Linked DNA regions of Homo sapiens: region 1 is linked to region 2. Evidence: read pairs that join two places in POLR2A ChIA-PET (ENCODE). Cell type or tissue: PC-9. All regions are shown on one strand. Each heading gives the region's core, and the rest is flanking DNA. Links, peaks and the distances in the headings are about the cores only.

Evidence for each region. ChIA-PET counts read pairs that join two places held together with the same protein. Peaks named below come from ENCODE experiments on the same cell type or tissue, not always from the same donor. Only the 100,000 strongest peaks of a DNase experiment are listed, where the experiment ranks them.
Region 1: POLR2A ChIA-PET joins it to region 2 with 6 read pairs; 3 of 35 experiments call an interaction of 5 or more read pairs at or near these places.

Annotation. Positions count from the first base shown.
Region 1 is chr20:8,857,623-8,863,009 of GRCh38, reverse strand. The region is part of intron 31 of PLCB1 (phospholipase C beta 1); the gene reads right to left. Among named protein-coding and RNA genes, the nearest start is that of RNU105B, 29 kb to the right of the region's middle. RefSeq lists a silencer at 4,214-4,508. In PC-9, for the core only: no CTCF peak of the experiment used is centred there; a DNase peak (open chromatin) is centred at 2,679.
Region 2 is chr20:9,022,659-9,028,045 of GRCh38, reverse strand. No RefSeq gene overlaps it. Among named protein-coding and RNA genes, the nearest start is that of PLCB4, 44 kb to the left of the region's middle. In PC-9, for the core only: no CTCF peak of the experiment used is centred there; no DNase peak of the experiment used is centred there.

The sequences.
Region 1 (5,387 bases), core at 63-5,062, 170 kb after region 2:
GTTTCCCAGAATTCCATGCTGGGCTTGATCACCAGTTGCCCACATTTGTAACTTGTCTGAGAAAAGCCACACTTTTAATTGCTACCCTCCCTTTCCTGCTTCACTTCTCTACTTCCCTGCTGGTTTCCTGGGACCACTGCTCAGAAACACTATTATACTCAAATCCTCATCTCAGGATTTGTTTCTGGGGGAACCCAAATGAAGACCTTAGCTTAGTCCTTAGTTTGAATTTATTGGCTGGCATATATTGAGTGGACACATTGCAGGGTTTTCTTGTAGTTTTGGATTAATGTGCCCTAGTCCTTGATGCATGCTGACCTTATTTGACTTGTTTATGAAATGTTTGGGCTGGAGATCTATCATAAATTACCCAGTAACTATGTTTAGATTTAAAAAAATCAATTTCTTTCTGAGTCTAAATAGTTCTACCTGGACTTGAAGTGATTATATTCAAGCAGCAATCCAAGTAAGTTTGAATATATTTTGGTCCCTGACTCTAACCATAGCCAATTAGATTCCTGTTACATTATATGTGATCACTCAGGTTAAGGTCTATAGACCTAACCTGCTATGAAGCTATTTCCAAACGGAGAAGAGAAATTGATGTACAGGAGAAAAGACAGGCTGCGAATAAAATGTGCCCAGCATAGTGATGATACACATTCATTTTCCGCTTCATCCAGCAGCATATGGAATAGACGGATAAACTAAAATGCCAGTTGGTCCTGGTGTTTTTGTTACATAACATTTCAAGTGAAAGAACAGGTTGTCAAGAAAAATTATGCTGAAATTTAAATAAATAAATCATGCATGACATAGTGAGTATATTCAAAAGCAGTTTATCCCATCAAAACAAGACTAAATGTATTCTACAAGAGGAAATATATTACTGTGCTGTATTCAGTAGCAGAAATATAAATAGTATCCTTAAGAAAATAGCTTTTGCATTAAAATAATAATTAAATAATAACATAATGCCAGTCTATTTTTAAAGGAAATACAATTTTAAAGAAAAGTCTTCTGCATTAAAATAAATATCTAATATCCAGTTGTCCCAATGTATGTTTTCAATGTTTTCCAATAAGTCAAGTTAATCAAGTTCCAATAAATCAATGTACATTTTCATTGTTTTTCCAATAAATCAATGTTTCCCAGTAAATCAAGTTAATTAAATTGTTTCCATCAGCCTGCCTTTTTAATTTTATTTAAGTTCTAGATTTTTATAAAGATGGGGTTTTGCTACATTGCCCAAGTTGATCTCTTTTTTTTTTTTTTTTTTTTGAGGTAGAGTCTCACTCTGTCACCAGGCTGGAGTGCAGTGGCACGATCTCACCTCACTGCAAGCTCCGCCTCCCGGGTTCAAGCGATTCTCCTGCCTCAGCCGCCCGAGTAGCTGGGACTACAGGCGCGCGCCACCATGCCCAGCTAATTTTTGTATTTTTAGTAGAGACGGGGTTTCACCATGTTGGCCAAGATGGTCTCAATCTCTTGACCTCGTGATCCACCTGCCTTGGCCTTCCAAAGTGCTGGGATTACAGGCGTGAGCCTCTCAAAGTGCTGGGATTACAGGCATGAGCCATGATGCCTGGGCTAGCCTGCCTTTTAACCAAATGTTTTATCTCAAAGAAAATGACTGAACTCACCAACTAATGACTTATCCTTTGTTCTGTCCCAAACAAACATAATAAGTGTATGATTCTTTACTAACATTTCCTGTGCCTTGATCACATATCATTAATACAAACACACAAGTTAAACTTGTTTGCTTTATACAAGTATGTTTGCATTTCCTACTTGGGATACAAATACAACCAACATTTTTTAAGTAGAAACGCCACTTATCAAGACATATAACCTGATTAAAAACATAGCCTTTTAGATTAAAATATAATCAGAAAGAAAACTGGTGATTTGGTTTTCCCTCACCTTTGCTCACCCATTAATTTCTATTCACCTTCTTCTTCCACTACCCTAAAATATGTATATTTATTTAATAAATCAGTAACCAACTTCTTTGGAAAATGTCCAACAGAATAAAATTGCAATATTTGTCTGTCAAATCAAACATGGACATGATGATGGTATTGATACCTCTAAGAAAGTTGTGTCCACCATGATGTCACAACACTGAGTTGAAAGTCAAAAAACTGATTGAAATTACTTAGTTTCAAATCAAAACTAGTTTGAAAACTAATTAATGATTGTTCTGTCAGTATATGAACTCTTCCCTGTGAGTCTTCTTTAGACATCAGGGAGCTCATAATTCAAGAAACACATGAGAATGCACTGACATTATACTAATTTCTCAAAGAGGAATAGATCTGAAGATGTCTCTCCTGATTCAGCCAGCCTGAGTCCCTGTGGAGATGAATGGATTACTTTAATTAATCAGTGAAATAACTAATGAATATTTATTGGGGACCTACTAATGTAAACAAATGGCTCTGTGGTATTTGGTTTGGGGAGTCTTGAACAGTATAAAACTGTTACCTCTTAAAGGTTAGAAACTGAAAATAAAATTAGTGAGCCAAGGCAAAGTTAAATAATAACACGAGCTAGTCATATAAGGTGAAATGCCAAATCAGTGATATGCACAGTGTTTTGAATTCAGGAACTGTGAATCACTGTGGTAGGACTTGTCTCTGAGTTAATCTATAAAACCAAAGCTTCAAGTTACACCATATGGAAATGAACTTATTGCCAGTGTCTTAAGCACAAAGCTTTTCTTCAGTAGGCCCTTGGGAGCTATTCTGTAATAGTTATCAAATAACAATGACTACTACTATAAATATTTATTGAGCATTTACTATATCCTGGCACTAGGTTAAATGATTAGCAGGGATTATCTGCAAGGATTACCTCTGTGAATTCTCCCATTATTCGCTGGAGTAAATATTATGAGCATTTTATGGTTAAGCAACACAGCTGGTAAATGATGAAGTCAGAATTCAAACTCAGTTATTCTGACTCCACAGTCTCCAATTACTTATAATAATCTCTTCTCCTATCAGGCTTTAACAAAAAGCCCACATATTTATATTCTCTCAATGACTCCCTAGAATGGAAAGTTAGTGGAAGCTTTTATATACAATAAAGAAAGAATAAAGGCAAGATTAATATGTATTATCATGGTAGGTAGAGTGGAGAAAAGTATATTATGTCTTTTTTTTTTCTTCCCTCTCCTACTCCCACTGTATTTTCCAGGTTTCACCACATTCTAGAAAACATTTATTCAGTTGAATAACCCATCACCTTTGAAGACATTTAACTTGCTCCAATAGACCCCAAGCTAGAGTCTACCCTGTGGAAAAGACTTCAACAAGAAATACCTGAGCAACATTTCAGAATTAGAAGGAGATCCTTAAAACATCCAGAAAGATTGAAAAAATAGCCAGCTTTCTTGAATTACTAGAAGACTGAAGTTAAAAAAAAAACCAAAAGGTTTTCAAAAGCTAACCATGATGCCATCTCTAGAAGGAAAAGTTATTCAATTCAGCTGTGCGGGAGAGCAGAACTTTAGAAAGCCTTGCTACTCAAAGTGTGGTCCTAGGACCAGTAGTATCACTTCAGGCCCACTCCAGATCTACTGAATGAGAATTTGCATATTAACAAGATCCACAGGTAATCCACATACACATCACATTTTTGGAAACATGAGTTTAAAGGTAATTGTTATGATTTTCTTAATGTGGATTTGAAGCTGAAAGTGTTTAGACTGAACTATTTGGAACAATGTTCTATTTGTGAGCAGATGTTATTTATAAATATTCTGGATTCGGTGCTTCTTTATTAATTAAAGTTCTTGAGCCAATCAAGAACAAGCTAACTCTTCCTAAGTGCTGGCCTTAGAAGTAGATGAACCAATTAAGAATCAGTCCCTACTTCCAAAGCGGAAACCTTGAGGAAGAGGGACCAGCAAAGAGGTAGCAGGCCACCAACCTCAGGGCTTCTGAGTTGGAAGTGTGTTGCCCAGTTTCCTTGCCCAGGTGGCAATCTGAGAGATTATCTTATCCCTCCAAACAAGAGGTATGTCAGGAGGCTAAAGAGGAACTATCTGTCCCACTTCCACTACTCTAATTTTTTTTTTTTTTTTTTTTGCACACTCAAATTGCCAGAGTTTGAGAACACTACCCTAAGAACAAGAGTTGGGAAAAAGGGAATGGCCTTCTTTGTCTACTGAACCCCTTTTTAAAACAAGATCCTATTTTAAGAGCCTAGCATTAGGGTATGTTCAGTTCATCTGGTCACCTCTAAGTAAGTGAGCAAGGAAGACTTGTGAGCTGTTTACACTGTTGAAATATTCCTATGACCCTATCTCCCTTTAGGACTCGAAGCTATGAAAACAAGCCATGTGAAGGTCAGTGCTGTAGTCCATTGAACCCATCAGTGGAAGTGACCCCAGTGGAATCATACAATCTCTGCACACTCACACTGTAGAGAGCCTACATCTTGGAAAAGGTCCAAGACTCCCCGAGGGATCTCACTTGGACTGCTGCAGCCTTATGCCATTTAGATTTGAATGATTTTTGTGTTATTCTAGCCAGGGCCATCCCTGTCCTATCATTGGAATTTAAACATTTCCATTACTACACAACATCAGGGTCTACTGCCAAAAGAAAATGTTCTTTGAAATTATTCTTGTAACTTGTCAGAACAATTTAGATTTCCTGAGTTTGTGATATTTAGATGCTATTACTGAGGACAAGTCCATACCTAAATATTTCATAATGAACACAGGAGCCGCATTACCAAAACTGCTTGTAACAAGAGCAGGCCGTGGTGTGTGTGTGTGAGTGCAAATGAAACAGTATTTAGTTTATGTTTTGACTGCTAAACCTTTAATCTATTTCAGATCCTGGGGTAGTTAAGGATTGGCTAAATAGGCCTCAAGTAAAGCTAACAATAAAAATTAAATAAAAATTTAATTCAAATACTTAAAATTATGAAACTTATTCAAATGACACCCTCAATAAGGTGAGAAGCAAGTGATAAACTGGGCAAATATTTTCACAACAAACACATCTGACAAAAGAATAGTATTGAGAATATATAAAGAATTGTTATGAAGTAATGAGAAGACCAATCACTCAATTGAAAAAAATTACCAAAAGATACAAAGAGGCATTTTGCTTAAGAAGGAACATGTGGCTAAAGGCAAAACAAAAACAAACTAAATAGAAGGGATGGTCAGTTTCTTCACTGATCAGAAAAAGGCAGATCTAGACCACATTGAGATATCATTTCATACTCATCTTAGTAGGAAATATTAGGAAGTCTGACGTTAATATCAACTATTGGCAAGTGTCAGGGTAATACAGTCTTTCATATATTGCTGAAGAAAGTGTAAAGTGGTATAGTTACTTCAGAAGACAATTTAGCATCATCAT
Region 2 (5,387 bases), core at 68-5,067:
TCTATAAATATCAATTGGGTCAAGGTGGTTAATACAGTTTTAGAAAAAACTTAAAAAATGTCTCTTTAGTTTTAGAAAAAAAATTAAATACCTAATCATTTTGGGAATAGAAATTAAATTCGGTAAATTCAAGTGCTAGACTATTCTATTGCTAAGCACACATGAACAATTTTACTTTGTTGACATTCTCAAACTTGGAAAATTCTCTCACTAGCTCACCATGGCTCACTGCTTTTTCCTTCCAGACAGATTTCCTGAGTAGATGAGAATGACTAAACACAGTTACTGATGTCTAACTTTATACAAATCACAAAAAAATATTTATCATCGGAACTTCAGAAGTATCACAGCACTTTAAGCCTCAGTTTTCCAAGCATTTTCTTTTTCAAGGGTTGTACAAAGCTAGAGTGACCATAAATCTGGAAATGTTTACGTTTTGCTCTTCTTAATCACTGAATGCACGATCAATCGAAACAGCCAATTCTGCTGAATAAATAAGAAGCTCAAGTCTTCAAGCAATCTATCTTCTACTGCTGGTGTTCGGTTATGAATTATATTTTCCATATAAGCCAGAATGATGGCCTGATGTTCAAGGTTCAATATAAACAAAAACACCAGGAAACATTCATTTAAAATTGAAAGGTATCGGAATATGCCACCCTAAAATATGCCACTTTGGCATAAGGATTATTTTGAACCGAAGGCAATTGAGAAATAGCAGATAGAAGAAAAGTATCTGCCCTTCCCCTATTTGCAGGACATTAATTTTTAAAGGCGTATCCCCTCCCATCTCTACCAGGAAGAGCTGAAGTTCTTCTGACACCTTAGGTGGTGCCAGAGAAATACAGGTAACAGACGTTGCTAAAACTAGCTCTTATCTACCACTAGTTTCCCCATAAATTTACCTTCCTACAATTTGCCACCCTAAAAACTCAAAGTCCTTTTCCTTTGTCTTATCACTTCTCTATAAATTTATTGTTCTAATGACCGACCTCGAGTTACTGAGTGCTTCCATGTGTATGTGTGATGCACATGTTAATAAACTTCTGTTTGTTTTTCTTCTGTTAATCTGACTTTTGTCAGTCTAATTAACAGAGCCCCAGTCAGAAAACCTAGGAGGGGTGAGGGAAAAAGATGAGTTTTCTTGCCTCCAAAATCAAATGCATATTAGCCTTTGCTTCCTCTCTCTCTGTACTCACCATCTCCCCTTCACCTTCCACCAAGAGTGGAAACAGCCTGAGGCCCTCACCAGACGAAAATGACCAATCTTGAACATTCCAAATATCAGAATCATGAACCAAATAAACCTTTTTAAATAAATTAAATAAAAGTCAAATGCATTTTAATTTGATTGGTACACTGTATCAGTCAGGGACTTGAGCTGCAGGCAACTGAATTCAACACTGGCTGATTTGAGCTGAAAAAAACATTTAGGAATAGCAGATAGCTCACACAAATGGTAGGCAGGATAGATAGTTCGGATTTGAAAATGCACAGGAAACAAGGCGAATCTGAGTCTGTGGCCTGTTCACTGTATGCAGTTGCAGTCACCTGAGAACCTAAGCGGCTGCTACATTCCTTTTTTTGTCTTCATAGCTTCCCATGAAAAGTTCTGTAACTCCCCAGTGGGCTCACCTTGCCTGCTGCCTAGACAGAGAAGATTTACCAAAACAGGGGAATTCCAATAGAGAAAAAGTAATTCTTGGGAAGCCAAGGTGGGTGGATCACTTGAGGTCAGGAGTTCAAGACCAGCCTGACCAAAATGGCGAAACCCCATCTCTACTTAAACATACAAAAATTAGCCTGGCATGGTGGCACACACGCCTGTAATCCCAGCTACTGGGGACAGGAGAATCGCTGGAACCTGGGAGGCAGAGGTTGAAGTGAGCTGAGATCACTGCACTCCAGCCTGGGTGACAGAGACTCCATCTCAAAAATAAATAAAATAAAATAACCTTCAGCTGCATGACTCCTAAACCATAATTTCTAATCTTGTGGCTAATTTGTTAGTCCTACAAAGACAGTCTAGTCTCTAGGCCAGAAGGAGGTTTGCTTTGGGAAAGGGCTGTTAGATTCTTTGTTTCAAATTATAAACTAAGTTCCTCCCAACGTTAGTTCAGCCTACGCCCAGAACAAACAAGGAGAGCCTGGAGGTTAGAAGCAAGATGGAGTTGGTTAGGTCAGATCTGTTTCACTGTCTCAGTTATAATTTTGCAATGGCGGCTTCAGTTCCAAGTAGGAGCATCTGATTAACCAAGCCTATTCACCATGACTCAGCCACCACATAAGGAGGGAAAGCTATTCATTTTTTTTTTTCCAGCGTCTAAAAAGGAGTTAAGCTCTACATTTTACCAAGCCTCATAAAGCAGGAAATATCTCCCAAATAAGAAGAATTCAGACAATAGCAGGGAAAAAGAGAGAATACCCACTTAATACATTCTTCCTTTCTGTTTCTATAGTTGATTATATTCATTCCAATAAGGCAAAGGGAGGGCTTTTTGTCTGTTTTATTTACTTGTTTCATATTTTGATTTGTCTTAAAGAAGTAGATAGCACTTCAGCATGTGTTTATCTACACATTGGTTTATCTACACATGGAATCGGAAGAATTGGGTTTCATACTAGATTTGTTATTGACTAGCTGTGTGATCTTAGTCAAGTCACTATTTCCTTGAGCTTTGGTTTCCTCACCTATAAAAGAGGGAATTGGAGTAGAGGAACCCTCCATGTCTGTCAGCACTATCCAACAGAACTGCCTGTGATGTTGGAAATGCTCCGCCTCTGGGCTGTTCATCATGGAAGCCAGTTGCCAATGAGACTGTTGAAATGTGGTTTGTGTGATTGGAAAATGGTATCTGGGCGGGGCCCAGTGGCTCACGCCTGTACTCTCAGCACTTTGGGACGCCAAGGCAGGCGGACCACTTGAGGTCTGGAGTTTGAGACCCACCTGACCAACATGGTGAAACCCCATCTCTACCAAAAGTATAAAAATTAGCCAGGCATGGTGGTGCATGCCTGTAATCCCAGCTACTCAAGAGGCTGAGGCAGGAGAATCGCTTGAACCCAGGAGGCGGAGGTTGCAGTGAGCCAAGATCACGTCACTGCATTCCAGACTGGGTGACAGAGCAAGACTCCATCTCAAATAAAAAAGAAAAAAAGAAAAATAGTATTTCAATTCTACTTAATTTTAACTAATTTAAGTTTAAGTAGTCATATGTGACTAGTACTACTAACTTGGGCAGTACAACTGTAGATTTTAAGCCCCGTAAAAGCAAAAAGCCCTGTCTGTTTTGCTAATTATCTAGTTGCAGGGTCAAAGTCTAGACAGTAACTGGTGGAGTGTTTCACACATTGCAAGATTCCATTACATATTCCTCTGGCCACTAATATGCCAGGCACTGTTCTAGGCACTGGGCATCAACTTGCAAACACAACAGGTGCAAACCACTGTTCTCATGGCACTTATATTCTACTGGGGAACATACACAATTAAACATATATATGAGTAAAATATTCAGTACTGTATATTGAATGGTGATAAGAATTAAAGGAGAAAAATAATCAGAAGAATGATAGGGAGTGTGAGTGCTAGGGCAGGGGGATTATTATTTAAATAGATCAGGCAATGAGAAGGTGACATTCCAGTAAAGACTTGCCTGAGGCATGGGAGCTAGCCATGCTGGGAGGAAATATTGTTCCAGGCAAAGGTCCCAAGGTGAGATTATGCCTGGAGAGTTCCAGAAACAGCAAGAGGCCAGTGTTGGAGGGAACAAGGGGAGTTACGTTAGGTAAAGAGTTTAAAAGTTGGGCTGGTGCAGTGGCTCGTGCCTGTAATCCCAGCACTTTCAGAGGCTCAGGTGGGGAGATCACGTGAGGTCATGGGTTTGAGATCAGCCTGGCCAACATGGTGAAACCCCATCTCTACTAAAAATACAAAAATTATCCAAGTATGGTGGTGTACCCCTGTAATCCCAGCTACTTGGGAGGCTGAGGCATGAGAATCCCTTGAACCCAGGAGGCAGAGGTTGCAGTGAGCCAAGATAGTGCTATTGCATTCCAGCCTGGGTGACAGAGTGAGACTCTGTCTCAAAAAAAAAAAAAGGGTAACTTAGTATACCTGTGTTGAGGAGGGAAGGGGAACATGTAGGGCTTGGGAAGCTTTTGTTTTTTTAAAACCTCTGGCTTTACTTTGAGTGAAATGGGGTTCACTGGAGGGTTTTGAACAGAGGACTGTGATATATCTGATTTGTGGAGGTTTTTTTCAAATTTTTTAATTTTAATTTTAATTTTTATTTATTTATTTATTTATTTTTTTGAGATGGTGTCTTGCTCTGTCACCCAGGCTAGAGTGCAGTAGTGCCATCTCGGCTCACTGCAAACTCCACCTCCTGGGTTCAAGTGATTCTCCTGCTTCAGCCTCCCAAGTAGCTGGGATTACAGGCGCCTACCACTGCACCCAGCTAATTTTTGTATTTTTAGTAGAGACGGGGTTTCACCATCTTGGCCAGGCTGGTCTTGAACTCCTGACCTCATGATCCCCCTGCCTTGGCTTCCCAAAGTGCGGGGATTACAGGTGTGAGCCACAGCACCCAGCCCCACCCCTCTCTTTTTTCTTTTTTAAGAGACAGAGTCTCACATGTCACCCTGGCTGGAGTGCAGTGGTATGATGTTGATTGCACTCTTGAACTCCCAGGCTCAAGTGATCCTCCTGCCTCAGCCTCCTGAGTAGATGGGACCACAGGTGTGCGCCACCACACCCGGAAAGTTTTTTTTATTTTTTGTATTGATGGGGTCTCCCTGTGTTGCTACACAGGGAGTAACTCCTAGGCTCAAGCAATCCTCCTGACTCTGCCTCCCAAAGTGCTGTGATTATAGGTGTGAGCCACCACACTTGGCCTGATTTGTGTTTTCGAGGGATCACTCTTGCTGCCCCCTTAAGAATGTTGTGGGCCAAGGATGGATATCATAGGGCCATGCAGAGAGATATTCTAACAGTGCAGGCAAGAGATCGTGCTGACTGGGACCATGAGAACAGTGAAGGTGGTGAGAATGATGAAGTTCTGGTTTTAAAGGGAATGCCAACCACATTAGCTAACAGATTGGCCATGGACTGTGAGGTAAAGAGATCAGGCAAAGATGACCACAGTTACTTTGGCCAGGGCAACTAGAAGAATGGAGTTGCTATTCACTAGGGTGGACAGGACTGTGGATGGAGCAGGTTCAGGGAGCAGACCAAGAGTTTCATTTGGCATTTATTATGTCCAAATCTGGAATGCAGAATGAACATGCTCTCTGGAGCTTCCAGCTGCACTGATACAGGAGTCTGCCATTGTAGCAGCCTGTACTGGCTGCCCACCCTAATGGATCCTTAATGGGATCTTAATGGG